Regions from separate parts of the Homo sapiens genome. Here region 1 is linked to region 2. A link is a loop called in an ENCODE intact Hi-C map of the cell type or tissue named here. Cell type or tissue: mammary epithelial cell. All regions are shown on one strand. Links, peaks and the distances in the headings refer to the core of each region. The heading gives the core; the rest is flanking DNA.

Region 1 (7,371 bases), core at 952-5,951, 290 kb after region 2:
GAGTGCAGACAAATCTCTCTGCGGGCGGTATGGGTTTATGGGAGGGTAGACTGAAAGCTCAGAGACACAAGGCAAAGAAACAGGTCAGGTGGCTACTACAACCACCCAAAAAGAGAAGCTGGGAGACCTTCCCTCAGGTTTCAATCCAGCTAAGGCCAGTAAAACCCATGTGTTCATTTAGGAGACTCTTGTATATTTATTAAATAAATAAACAAAAGAGAAAAGGCCAGGGATCAATGAGTTTCTTAAACAAAAATTTAAAAGGCAAAACTAAGATATGTTAAATAACACCTAGTAGAATTTAAAGTGTACATACTTTGTGGAATAAATGCATAAAGACATCAGAAATAATCAAGTATGGAATAAGGGTATGGGTCTAGTGAAACAGGGCACTGAAAAAGCTGTAAACTTCCCAGGCAGAAACCTCTGCTCTCATCCTGAGTCTGTTTTCATTTATGTATCATGTGATATCATGTATCATGTGCAATACATGTGATTAGTAATTTGACTCACCCCCTCAGTAAAAGTCACAGTTCCTGTTTACCGAGCACCTGCTAGGCTTAATCATGCACAATGCTCAGGATACCACCTATATTATCTCAGCCAATCTGAACAACAATGGCAAAGCAGGCTTTATCAGGCCTGAGGTTCAGAGAGTTTAGGGATTTACCCAAGGTTGCGGAGCAGTCAGCAGAATTGAGATTTGACCCTGATCTATCCAGCTGTGGAAAGATTCTCTGCGACGGTACATCCTCTGCGATGGTGCGCCCTAGTGAGTATAAAATTTCCATCATCGTAGAATGAGAAATGCCTGAAAGCTGTTAATATACCTACCTTTCTGGACTCTTATTCTGATTCTGTGTCTTTAAAACACGATGTGGACAGAAAAATCAGAAAATTTGGGGTGAGAAAGGAAATAATGAGGAAAAAGAGAAGAAAAGCTCTGCCTCCAACTTTTGCTTTGGTCTTGTGTAAACCTGTTATCATCTTTGGGTCGGAGATTTCTCTTCAATAAAATAAAATAGATGAACTAAATCAAATGTAAGATACACTTTGCCTTAATACTCCTAGAATCAAATGCCCTGAGCTGAGCTTGTTATATAGTAGAAAGGAAGGTTGTAAAATGTAAAATGTGTTCAGTTTTTTAAACCAGTCTAAAGATAAAGCAAGAAATTACTGTGTTCAGTTTCAGAAGATAATGGAAACATTATAAACCTTATAGCATTCCCAGATTTAGCAAATAAAAATGTAGGGTGTTCAGTTAAATTTGGATGTCAGATAAGGAACAAATATTTTCTTAGTATAAATATGTGCCGTGCAATATTTGGGACATAGTTATTCTAAAGATTATTCATTGTTTATGTGAACTTCAAATTTAACTGGGCATCCTGAATATCACTTGGCAACCCTGAAACCTTGACAAAGTAAAAATAATAGCACAGCTGATTAAAGTCAGAAGGAAAGATTGAGGAAACCATAGAAGAACCAGTTTCCTTATTTCACAGACTGGTGAATCAACTGATTCTAGCTAAAATGAGAGTTAAAGAAAGTTTTAAGTTTAGTATTTGCAGTCATAAAGTTAACAACTAGCAAAACTGAACTAGAAAATATAGTAACAACAATAAAAACCTCAGGAGGTTGGGAGGATAGGTGGAAGGAAATACAGGTATACCAAATTCCTCTTTTAAAGGAAACAGCCCAAGGCACAGTCTACAGAGGATGAATCATCAAATAAAACCATAAAGAAAAAACATTATTTAGCATTATGGTTATAATTATCAAAGAACCAAAAACAAAAAAATTAAAAAATGTTTTTTCTTGGTAGTGGGGTTACAAAAGTGGGTAGAGAGTTACTTTTTATTTTATTCTACCCTTATTAGACTTTTACATCTATGCCATGTGTAAAATTAGATTAAAAACAAAATAATTATATTAACCATTGTTGCCACCAACCATCATTCAGCAAACTGTTAAGCTTTTGCTGAAGTATACTCTCATGTTCTCAGTCTCAGGCTTATTTTATTTGCCTCTACCAACTTCATTTGGGTGTAAAAATATTAGCAATCAGATTTACAAACCCAAAAGATGCACAAATATTTGCTATTGCTTTGCCATGTATTGCAAAAATATTTCCAGGTGCTCTAGAATGAAAAAAGATAAAAACCTTCAGATAAATCAACATGGTTCATTTAATTTAAAACAAATATTTGACAGTCACTCTCCTAACATGCCTTCGATTGTGAGTAGCAACTCACATAGCAATGCATTACTCTTAGCACATACTTGCAAATGAATTATGCTTTCACAAGCAGAAATTAAAGTACTCTCCAGAGAAATGTTTGGTTGATTTTTTTCAGGGTTTGATTGATCTAACTTAGAAATATATGAATTTCACTCAATACTTCTATTATTTTGGAAGGGAGACACAAGAGTTGTCTGGCGTATCAAAAAAATCATGAATTAAGAAGTCACTTGGCATGGAAGCCTGATTCTGTGAGAGGTGTGTGTATGTATCTGTGTGTGTGTGTGTGTGTGTGTGCATGCGCGTGCATGAGAGTTGGCTTGAGTTATAGACAGATGGTTTGGACTATAAAAAAGTCGCTGATCCTAAGGTGAAGTCCCATTAGGAGAATGCTTAAGTACTATAAAAACATAGAGCTGTAGCTTGTGATTAATGGCGCTTCCACCCAAAACATTACTAATGCACCCTGTATCCTGCAAACCCCGTCATCTTACTTCAGACCCATCTTTATAGTCATTGAACTCTGCCGTCATCACCAACTTGTTGTAGTTCTTTAATACAAGCTTTATAATGTCTTGAAGTGCATCATATTTATAATGGCATTAAAGGTCATTGACAAGCTTGCTAGATCTTTCAGGATGGAGACCAAGAGCCAAACCTTATACCTAGGCCTTTGTGTTAGTTCATTTTACACTACTATAAAGGTATACCCAAGGCTGGGTAATTTATAAAGAAAAGATGTTTAATTGGCTCACAGTTCTGCAGGGTGTACAGGAATGGCACCAGCATCTGCTTGGCTTCTGGTGAGGATCTCAGGAAGCTTCCACTCACGGAGAAGGCAAAGGGGAACAGGTGTGTCATATGGTGAGAGGGGGAACAACAGAGATCGTGGAGGTGCCAGGCACTTTAAACAACCAGCTCTTTCATAAACTCATTACCACAGGGAGGGCACCAAGCCAATCGTGGGGGATTCACCCCCATAATAAAAATACCTCCCACTAGGTCCCAACTTTAACACTAAGGATTACATTTCAACATGAGATTTGGAGGTGACACACATCCAAACCATATCAGCTCTACTGCCTGTGGACTTTGAAGGGAGATCTGCAGCAACAACCCTTTTGTCTAGCTCTCCTTCTCACTTTTTCCTGCCATGAAATCAAATTCCTTCTTCATGAGCTGGCACAAAGGCCATCTCTTCCAGGAGGAAGTTCTGCCTGTCCCAACATGAAGCACTATTTCCCTTTCACAGTTATACTGAAGAATAAATAAGGTAATAATGAAGTCTTATGACTGAGCTAAGGAACTAATCATCGATCATATGTAGAAGGAGAAAGCCAAGGCCTATCTGGTACCAGTGCAAAAGAAATAATTATATAACAACAAAAACAGTCACATCAACTATTGCCACCATTTCCACCATTTATTGAGTGCACTATAGGTATATTAGGAATTTTATTTAATTCTCACCACAGGTTGAGGCATTATGATTCCTCATTTTGAAGTGAGGCAAATAAGGCACAGAAAGATTAGGTAACCAGACCAGAATCACAAAGCAAAGAACCTGCAAAGCCATAGCTCAAATACAGGTTAGTTTCAGTGTGAATCATATGCTATAAATTAGTCCACAAAATTGCCTGTCTGGGCTTTAGTAAGAAGGCTAAAGGAGAAATTGGTAAAAACAGCAGAAATATATTCCAAATAAGCTTGAGAAATTTTGTGTGTAATCTATGTCAGCTACTTTTTTTTTTTTTTAAGATGGAGTCTTGCTCTGTCACCCAGGCTGCAATGGAGTGGCGTGATCTCGGCTCACTGCAACCTCCACCTCCTGGTTTCAAGCGATTCTCCTGCCTCAGCCTCCTGAGCAGCTGGAACTACAGGCATGTGACATCACGCCCAGCTAATTTTTCTATTTTTAGTAGAGGTGGGGTTTCACCGTATTGGCCAGACCGGTCTCGAACTCCTGACCTTGTGATCCACCCACCTCGGCCTTGCAAAGTGCTGGGATTACAGGCATGAGCAACTGCGCCTGGCCTATGTCAGCTATTTTAAGTCACATGCCTAGTATCCCACTCAGAAGTTTTAAGGAATGCGTAAGCATGCACTGAATATGGTGTGCAAGCTATGCATGATGGCGTGTTGCTGGCATTGTGACTATAGGAATAAAGCAGGGAAAAGGTATGTCTGTCCACAAATTAGAAGGCCATCGGGTTATACAGCTCTGTGTAGCCCCTGAGCACCAGTTCACCTTGCCAGGTAACACAGCTTGCTGCCTTGACCATACTGAACCAGGTAACAAATGAAGCTGATCAGATACACCTTGGATGTCTGCAGCTATGGGGACTCCCGGGAGGTTGTGACCACCTGAGAAGGGGTTCTAATTACAATAAGGGATTTAAAAGCATTAAAGAGCTTCTGAAGAAATTGGCAGACATCATTTGTTCCACAGAGATGCTGTCTGTCTCAGACTGCAGCTCAGACTTTCCTGGCCCTGTGGCTGGCCCCAGCAATAGTGGATAGGTGGCCTCCGGGCTAGATGAGAGAATGGCTTAAGGTTAAAGTGTGCCCATTGGTGTGGGGTAGCCCTGGGTTTCTGTCTTGCTCAACTCTCTGTTCTTTTCATTCCTGTGGAGTTCCTGGACCCTGTTGCAATCATCTTAGTTTAACTGCATTTTCTGACTCTGTCTTTGTCTTATCCGTACCTCCATTTCTTCCTTTTTCCCTTAGCACAGAATTTTCTGTACTGCACCCAATGCAGGAAACAGAGAAGATGAAGGACTGTTTCTCAAGGGCCTGACATCACCATACAGAAAAAAATCCATATATATATATATATATATGTAAACCCATATATATATGTAAACCCATATATATGTAAATCCATATATATATGTAAACCCATATATATGTAAACCCATATATATATGTAAACCCATATATATATGTAAACCCATATATATATATGTAAACCCATATATATATATATAGCATTTTCAAACTTATCATCAAGTAGGCACTTTGTAGGTCCTGCTTTCTAAACTTTGATCTCCATTCTTTGAGTTAATATTTATGATGTGCCTACTATGTGCCAAGCACTCAACTGGACCTTGGGCATATAGACTTTAATCAAACAGGCAAAATTCATGCACTTATGAGGCTTACTTATACATATATATAACTATTATATAAGATACAGTGTCATTCTTAAGGTGTTTTTTTATTCAGGGAATAGTTTTTTTTTTATTTTTTACCTAATTACGAAGTATTGTGCTAGACAGAGTTAAAATTCTTTGAAAATTTAAAGAAGGAAGCAGTTACTTCTGGCTAGCTGTTTGCAGAAAAGAGGGCAGTACAAGGGAGACCAGGAGGGCAATGTTGGGGAAAAGAGAATATTTGTCAAACATCAACAGGTATATTTAATAACGTGGAATTTCTTTTTATATTAAGTGAAATAGTAGATACAAAACCTTATACTATGACCTCAACTGCATAAAAATATGTTGTCACAGAAAAAGTATGAAAAGGAAGGATTCATGTTTACTGTGCTTATCTGGGTGGTGGCATTTTCTGTTGATTTATCTATATTGATCTGAATTTCCCTAAAATTATGTTAGGCTGTTGTAAGAAAGCCATATTCCTTTATATGTAGTCCTATTTTGGCCAAGAAGATAGAAACCTCTGCTACTTTGGTCTTTCAGGAAAATAACTTCTCTCCATTCCCTTCTTTTATTACCCATGGATGTAGGTACCATTGTATCATGTATGAGGGCACACACGTGCACATCCTCTCCTCCCCTCTATTTTTCTTATCCCTTTGTTCCTGCCCTTGTGTTTTTCTGACGTCCTGTCTTCTTTCCCTTTTCTCCTCTGTTTAGCTTAAATATTTCTGGCAGCTTTAGTTTCTGTGAGTAGCACTGAGTACTTTGAGTAGTGCCTTAGCTCAGAATGTTTGCTGACCTCAAAGTGCTCAGCAGTGATGAGAGCAAAATTCTGTGAGCAAGCTAAATGTTTAATGTCAGGTTGTTGGTTATGTGAATTATTGTTCATGAATTTCACAGTGTTATAAGCCTCATTTTCACCAGGACTTTGCTGAAATCGTCACCTCCTCAGATACACTTTCCTTCAAACACCACACTGGTCCCTCACCCCATCCTAGTGTTCTTCACTGTACTTACAGCCATAGTCATTTACTCACTGTGTGTCTCCTGCTCTACAGGGTAAGCTCAGAGCTTACCTTAGAGGACAGAGGTTTTGTCCTCGCTGCTAGACATCTGCAGTGAGTGATGCATAGCAGGCCAGCAGGCCATCAACCAAGATTTTTCTTGACTGAATAATTACAGGCATTATAATTATATACATTTATATTTAATAACATGGAATTTCTTTTTATATTAAGTGAAAGAGTAGACACAAAACTCTTGTACCATGATCTCAACTGCATAAAAATATGTTGTCAGAGAAAAAGTATGGAAAGGAAGGATTAATGTTTACTGTGCTTATCTGGGTGGTGGTATTTTCTGTTGATTTATCTATATTGATCTGAATTTCCCTGATCCCTTACAATGAGCAAATATTTTTTAAAATATAGACTGCTTCAAAAAAGGGTTAATGCTACTGGCTCAGTGCAAAGATTTTGTGGCTGGGACAGCTTGAGGGGATGTGAGAGTGACAGAGAAATCAGTGCCGTGGTTGGGAAAATAACCCATATTGAGCTGACTCATCACCCGAACCAACAGTTGACAATTCCTTTGACTGCTAGTGATATGTTTAAAGTGAAAGTTTTGATGACATAAGTGAAAATGAAGAAGTAGAATCAATAGGCTTAAGATTGTTTTTTAGGGTGTCAGGGCTGAAACATGAAAGAAAGTGAGGGTTTGGCAAAGCCCATATTTTTGTGGTGCCAAGCCACAAATGATCCAAAACTGCTTCAAGATGGGGATGAGACCTCAAGCAGACGCTGCACACAGGCCCTCATACAGCATCCATGTTTTCCAGCCCTGGGACAAGCTGAGGTAGAAGATATATCCTCTAGTTGAGCTGAGCTGATGGATGGAAGCTCTGTGGAGGAGTTGGTCTGCCCTTTCCAGCTTTTTCCATTGCTGCTACTGGTCACCTGTCCTACTCACAGA
Region 2 (7,371 bases), core at 777-5,776:
CCTGAGTTAACTGGCTATCTCCAAATTTTTGGCATCTGAATAATTCCTTTACAGGCCAGAGGTAACTGCCACTCATGGTCAAAAAGGAAGGATACCCCAGCAACCAGATACAGAATAAGAGTAAGTAGAGAATGCAAAGGGTTAGGAGGCTTTGTGAGCCAGGAAGGCAAAAGCCAGGAAGGGCACTCAGGTCTGGGGGATCACAGTACTTCTATTGGCAATGTTTCTCTTATCTCAGAATTTTTAGGGAGGGCTGGCTGCTGAGTGGCCCAAAACTTAGGGCAGTTTGTATGATTTTTCCCCCTCCTTTCTTCTGGGGCTTGTGAGCAATCAGCAAACCAGTCCACAGATACTGTCAAATAGAGGTTGCATGGTAGAAAGTTAGAAGGAAAACAGTCTGGAAATGCCAGCTCTGTCACCATGCAAGGCCCATTTATATGAGTTTTCTCATTAAATTTGTGTGACATCCTTGCACAAAAGACTATCATTCCCAGCGAGGAAAAATTAAGGTTCAGAAAGATTATTTTTTAAATGAATGAATTTACATATGTGTGCTTGTTTGTATTTATCCCAATTTGTGCAAGACAAATTATAAGGAATCCAGTGCAGACAGAAGGTAGAAAATGCAGCATCGGCCCAAGTTTGCTACACATTCTGTGCTTTACTTTTTTTTTCCTATGCTTTGCAACTCCCCACCTCATGTGTCCTTTAATCTAGGACAACCCCCAGCACCATGAGTTCAAAATAGAATCCAATAAGAAGAGGCTCAATTTACCTGTGAATCTTCAGGAGCAGCAGACAAGTAGGGGTGGGCGCATCTCACCTGGCTCAGTGGTCAGGTGCTTTTAACAGTCAGCAATGTTCATCCAGCCTTACCTCTCAGGGTCCTGAGAGAGAGCTGGGCTGTGGGCCACTGCAACTTACAAACTGCATGACCCTGGGCAGACCATCTAACCTCTCTATGCTTTGGTTTTCTCATCTATTCACATTATGGAAATACTAACAGTGGTAGCTCCTCTTCACTGAGTGCGGACAGGAATATAAACCACTTGTAATCAGAAACTGCTGCACAAACAAGTGGCTTAGTTTTAGTCCTACCTGGGTTAGGCTACTAAATAGTATGGACCCAATAGAACTTAACATGATCAGGGATGATCACAGAATATATTCAACTGTATTCAATAAATATATTTTGAGTACCTGGCCCTGTGATAGAAGATAGTCAGATGCTTTAAAAAAAAAAAAAAAAAAAAAAGAGTGCCACAGTGTGTTAGGTTCTAAACTGAGGAGATGGAAGACAGATAAGGTATGCTGGGGGCCCAAGTAGAGGCTGGTAGAGTGGACCTAGGGCAGATGGGAAAGCACTGCCTGCCCTCGAGGGGACACTGGAACTGAGGCTTGAAGAATAGGTAGGAATTGGCTAAGTGGACACAGTGAATGCATTCCAAGCAGAAGGAACAGCACAGCCGAGGCACAGAGGCCTGAGCAGGATGGTGTGCAGAGGGAAGTGTGCTAGGCCTGGCTGCCATGCTTCATTACAAAAGAACAGGATTTATTCAGCAGGGAGATGTCACTGTAACTACCCTGTATCATGACTTTCCATAGGCAGAAACATAAAGACAGCCCCAGATCTCACCCACCCAAATGATTCCCAGCATTTTTTGTGCCATTTCTCACTCTGATTAGCGAGCAATTTCCTGAAGGCAAGCCAGTCCACCAGGCACAGAATATGAGTTCCAACTCTTTCAATGAGCAGAAATCTACTGGTTCCATATTCTTCTCTGGGGAAGGAGAATCAGCTGAAATGAGTAGTTGTTTCCCATATTTACATGGGTATTTTCTTCTTATTTGAAATGCTTATGGACAAGGACTAATCTGTTAGGAAGGCAGAGAAAGATTGTGGTCCCTGCTACCATAGCCAAGGAAGAAGAACTGGGGAGTGGGAGAGCAATAAGTTTTTATCAGAAAAATTTAAAACTGATTGTTTGGAATTTGAGAGGAGACCCTAAAATTAGAGAGGAACTTGGAGGCGATCTTGTCCAAGATGCTACTCAAAGCAAGGCTCCCTTATAATACAGCCTGGCTAATTAACAGGCATCGAGTCTTGCTTGAATACATTTGTTTATTAATTTGATAACTTGATGGATCTTAGTTCTGGTGGAAACACATACATTCACATCAAAAAAAAAGAGAGAAACAGAAACATGTGGAATCTTGGAAACAGACGTAGAGTCAAATTTGGCTCCTCTACTTACACAGATTGAATTACTATGACCTTAGGCAAGATATTCAAACCCTCTGAGTTCCTTCTCTGTAAAGAATGGGTTATAAAACCTTCCTTGTCGGTGTTGTTGTGCGGATTAAGTGGAATCATGTATATAAAGTGCCCAGCAGAGTTGGCTGGCACACAACCAACACTCAATAAATGGTAATTATTATTATCTCTTTAGCCCAAACTCCCACCCAAGGCAGAAATCCTTCTTTAAACAACCCTGACAAACCAGAGAGCTATCAAGTCTCTGCTAGAATAAATATTTGTTGATTGATTTGGTAATCAGTTGATTCTAAATACCTGGGAGACACATAAACACACACCACACACACACACACACACACACACACACACACACACACACACACACCCTCCAGGATTATTTCTCCAAGTCTTGTGTGAGGGAGATGCTTTATCAACAAGACCATATCCCCATATCCATCCTGTTGGGTGATATTCAATGGTTAAATTTGCAGCCTGGAGCCAGAATCCAGTCACTGCAACTTTCTGCTCCATGGTCCGCTTCCTTAACCATTTTTTTTTTTTTTAACCACACAGACTCCTTTGAAGACCTTCCCAGACAATGCACATACCTGGAACAAATTGCCTACAACTTCAGGAGTGTCACAGACTTTGTGAAGGGCTTTGTGCCTTCGGGGCTAAACTCCTCTATGCTGGCACATCCCCAAACAAGGCTCTGAAATTGCAAACACTGCTCCTTTCTCCTGACAGGCATCTCTCTTGCCCTCTCCTCCCTGTGCTCTTCCTGGAACTTCAGAAGAGGGATGCAGTGCTGGACTTAAGCTCTGCAATCAGTGCAAATTCCAGTTTCCCCATCTAATGCATCTTTAAGCCTCAGTTTCCTTGCTTACAAAATGGCAATTGTAATAGTGCCTGTGTCACAGAGCTGCTGTGAGGGCTGAGGGGACAGTGCGTGTTGATGCATAGCACAGTGCCTGCACAGAGGAAACACACAATTGAAGTTTGCAATTGTCACTTCTATTCTTATGTTATCTGTTCCCTTGCTCTCCTCCTCCCACAGACATTGCAGTTTGCCATCGTTCCACTTTAAAAGAAGCTCCAGAAGGTACACTCAGCTCCAGAGAACTGGAGATAGCCCTGCATGCCATGACCTAGGTGTCAGGCAGGGGGCACTCTGCCCAAGTCAGACTTGGGACAGCAGGTGGCATATGCCAGACTTGGCCCTGAGAAGCTCTGATTGGGATTTATAAGGCCTATGATTACTAAAAAACAGAAAAATTCAAACTACCGAGTGAAAAATCAGTGGTACAGTAGATTCAAAAGCTTAATAAACAAAGGATCTTGGGGACAGGAAATAATACAAGGGATCCATGGAGGTATAACATTTGAGAATTCTGGTGTCCTTCACCTTTTTGTTTTCCTGCCTCCTTCCCTCCCTCTCTTCCTTTAAAGAACAAGCATGTATTGAGCAGTTATGTATGCAAGCCTTGTGCTAGGCACTGGAAATGAGAGATGAATAACCATGATTCCTGCCCTCTCGGAGCTCACAGACTAATGGAAGAGCCGATTTACAGAAAGAACACAGTGCAACAAGTTCCCCAACAGGGTAAGCACACGTGCTGAGGCTGTCTAACCCCGGAGCCTCAGACTCTTTGAGATGCAAAGGAATAAACAATAATTCCCAGAAAAGGTGACACTCAAATGGAGACCTGTCAATCATTTTTATTAGGCATTTTTGCTGGTTACAAAAGTAATAAATACTTTTTGCAGGAGATTTGGAAAGCACAAGGGTGTCAGAAAAAGAAAACGTCAATCATTATTTTACCATTAGAGGCAACCACTAATACATTCTGAAGCATTTCTCTTTCCATCTATGTACTTAACATCAATGAGTTCATCATGTCTATACATTTGATAGGCTCCCCAGTTTACTTAACATTGAAACATAAGCACTTTTCCATCAAGCTCAGTCCAAATGAGTGACCCCTGGATCTTTGATCTGGGGGACCAAGTCCAGGAGCCTGGAAGCCAGGGCTGGCCCAGAGGAGATATGACAAGCTGGGTTTTGGTGAGCAGGTTGAGTTGGCAGTGCTGTGGAGCATTCCACCCGGGGAGGAACACTGAAGATGCTGGAGAGCTGGGTGTGGCACTCAGGAGACAATTCAGGCCTAGAGGGTCCTCAGGTGGTGGTTGACGCCATGGGGATGGATGAGATCCCTCAGGGAGGGTGTGCAGGGTGAGAAGAGAGATGACTAGGGTAAGGTCCCTGCCCTCTAGAAGCTCACAGTCTAGTTGTGTTCATGTGCAAGTCATTTACCCCCAGCTAGATTGTAAGCTCCTTGAGGGCAGTTACCATTTCACACACAGCAGTCCCTCGCCAACCATGGGGGTTAGGTTTCTGAAAACCCCTGGGGCAGGAGAAGTCAGGCTTCAGGAATTTAGGACCTTATTGGGGAAAAAATAGGGTTAGGGGAATGAAGTCACCAGTGAACTTGTAAAATTATTATATTTTTACATAATGAGAAATGACAATGACAACATATTCAAAACACTGAATATCAGTGACACAAATTATCAACATATTCTTCAATTAACAACATTTTACAACTTATTTTCATGTACCATCTATCCCTTTAGTAGAGCTTGCCCCTTCACAGCTACAACAATATGCTTGTAAATTCACTTTTGCATTGCTGGAAAAAATACACTTGCTAAGAGTCCTTTTCTTATGTGTGGTTTCCCATCCAATTATTCAATGCATTTTGGTTTTTATAACTCCAGGCTACTGACACCTGTCTCTTGGTCCCACCCACAAGTGCAAGCACACACCTACATCCTAACAGGTAGGAGTGTGTTTCTGAGGTCTGATCCACCCCCTCCCACTCTCCTCTCTTCCCCAATTTTACTACAAACACCTCTCCTCTGCAGCCATTTCACCTACTTCCCTCTTCCCCAACCTCTGGGCAGATTTCATCAGTTCCCCCATAGGAATGAGCAAAGACTCCTGACCTTGGGATTCTCCAAGGCTTCTGACAAAGTATGCAAACATGAAGTTGTCAATATTAGAATTTGGTGTCTTTCTTTGGTAGACACTAGCATATCATTCACTCACTAGCTCATAGTAGGTACTCAATAAATTCTTGTTGAACTGAGCAATTTCCAAAGTAAAGGATGTGGACTTTTTTTTCTCTTTCCCCATTCACTGCTCCAAATGAATATTAAACCTTCACACAACATAAATATTGAAATATTTGTAGGCACATTTTATTTTCCCTTCTGGCAGGTCATGATGACAAGAGGCAGCTAATAGATGCAATCTATCTGCATTCACGAAGGCAGTTTTGAGTTCCACATGACATGCTGTCAATAGAGTCAAAAGATATGGCCCTTTAGTGAAGGAATTCTCCATATTTTCCAGCTCAGACCACTTGGATAAAGGAAAACACCTACTAACCAACGATTCTCCCATGCACATTTATGACAAAAAGGTTGTCGCCATGACTAAATGGGAGGACTAGCACTGTTTTTCATGAGATATCAACAAAACCATGTCTTTTAAATGAAACAATAATCAGTTACATTTATACAGCACTTTACATTTTACAAATGCTTTCAGGTACATTTTTATCTCACTTTTTCTTCACAGCAACTCTGCGAGGTAGTCAGAGAAGGCACTGATAGTTCCATTTTGCAGATGAAGAAACTGAGGCTTACTCTAAGGAAGGGACCAAAAGGGGCAACTCACTAGTCAAATTTGATACCCTTTCCATCTCCCATCACTGTTCTGTTGCCAGTTGGGTTACAATGAAAAACACAAAACTAAATTGCAATGCTGTTCCACTGTCATGTAATTGCCAGTGCCCAAGAGGTAGCCCACCCCTCGACACTCACATTCTCCCATTCCTCCCACCCCCAGTTGTCTTCCCTCAACCACTATCCACTCCACAAGTCAGTACCCAGACTGGCACATGAAGAATCTGAGTCAGTACCAGAAATGGCATTCAGCACTTCATGCATAGAAGCAAAGCTATGAGGCCAAAAAATCCGGGGGGTTGAGGGGGGTGGTGGGGGTGGTTCACCAGTCTTATCTCATTTAATCCTCTGCAAAATACTCACAATGATCACCCTTTCAAAGATGCAGAAACTGAGGCTCATCATGTGTATTAGCTTGGCCATGGTCACATGCCCAGAGAATGACAGTCAGCATTTGAACCCAGCTTCAGTTCCTGGACAGCAGGGCAGTCCCAAGAAAGCACTTCACTGGCTCAGAGCCACATGTGTTCCATTTCAGCCTCCCAGCTCAGAAGGACCTTGACCCTCCGCTGAAGCTGCTGCCCTCATGGCAAAGCTTCTTACAAAGGGTCCTCATCTGGACTAAAGCTGGATCACCTGACATAATAATTAAGCCCCAAACAGCCCCAAATCCTTTGTGGAAAAGAAAATCTGCTTTTTAAATGAATTCACACAGACATTTTGGTTTCAATTGCAAAGAACCTAAAATTTCCAAACAAGGAAGTGGGGATTCAGTCCACTTATTCATTTCACAGGATCTTTAACCAAATGGCAAAGGGGAAAAAGCTCAATGAGCACAACTAAGAAAACATAAGGGTTAAATTTTATGTGTGGCTGCAGAGAAATTTAAAAGCCAAGTTGCAGAGAGAGAAAGTAGACTAGAGGCTGCCAGGGGATTGGGGAAGGGGAAATGGGGAGTGACTGCTGAATAGGTACAGTTTCCTTTTGCTGTGATGCAATGTCTTGGACCTACATAGAGGCGATGGTTGCACAACACTGTGAATGTTTTAAACACCACTAAATTGTACACTTTAGAATGACTAGTGGTTAACTTTATGTTCTGTGAATTTTACCTCATTTTTTTTAGAAAAAGACAATAAAAAGAATGTTGCGTGTGCTGAGCAAGGAGTCTGACAGATAAAAGATGCCTCAGGAAGTGTTTATATGCACAAATGATTGGAACATACCCACCTGCTCAACATTAAGATAAGAGTTAGTTATGAAATCCCAAGACAAAATACTGTATATCTATTCAAAATGATATATATGGGGAATTGTAGAGCCGTAGAGAAATGTTTATGGTACAATAGAAGACAGCGGGGGGT

What was found. Peaks named below come from ENCODE experiments on the same cell type or tissue, not always from the same donor. Only the 100,000 strongest peaks of a DNase experiment are listed, where the experiment ranks them.
Region 1: a loop joins it to region 2, with 2.8 times the contacts of the local background. A loop is called at or near these places in 2 of 110 quality-filtered maps.

What each region holds. Positions count from the first base shown.
Region 1 is chr11:79,691,134-79,698,504 of GRCh38, forward strand. No RefSeq gene overlaps it. Among named protein-coding and RNA genes, the nearest start is that of TENM4, 250 kb to the left of the region's middle. In mammary epithelial cell, for the core only: no CTCF peak of the experiment used is centred there; a DNase peak (open chromatin) is centred at 3,438.
Region 2 is chr11:79,397,505-79,404,875 of GRCh38, forward strand. All of the region lies in intron 1 of TENM4 (teneurin transmembrane protein 4), which reads right to left. MIR708 (microRNA 708) reads right to left here and starts at 4,605; the gene lies at 4,518-4,605. In mammary epithelial cell, for the core only: a CTCF peak has its summit at 3,418; no DNase peak of the experiment used is centred there.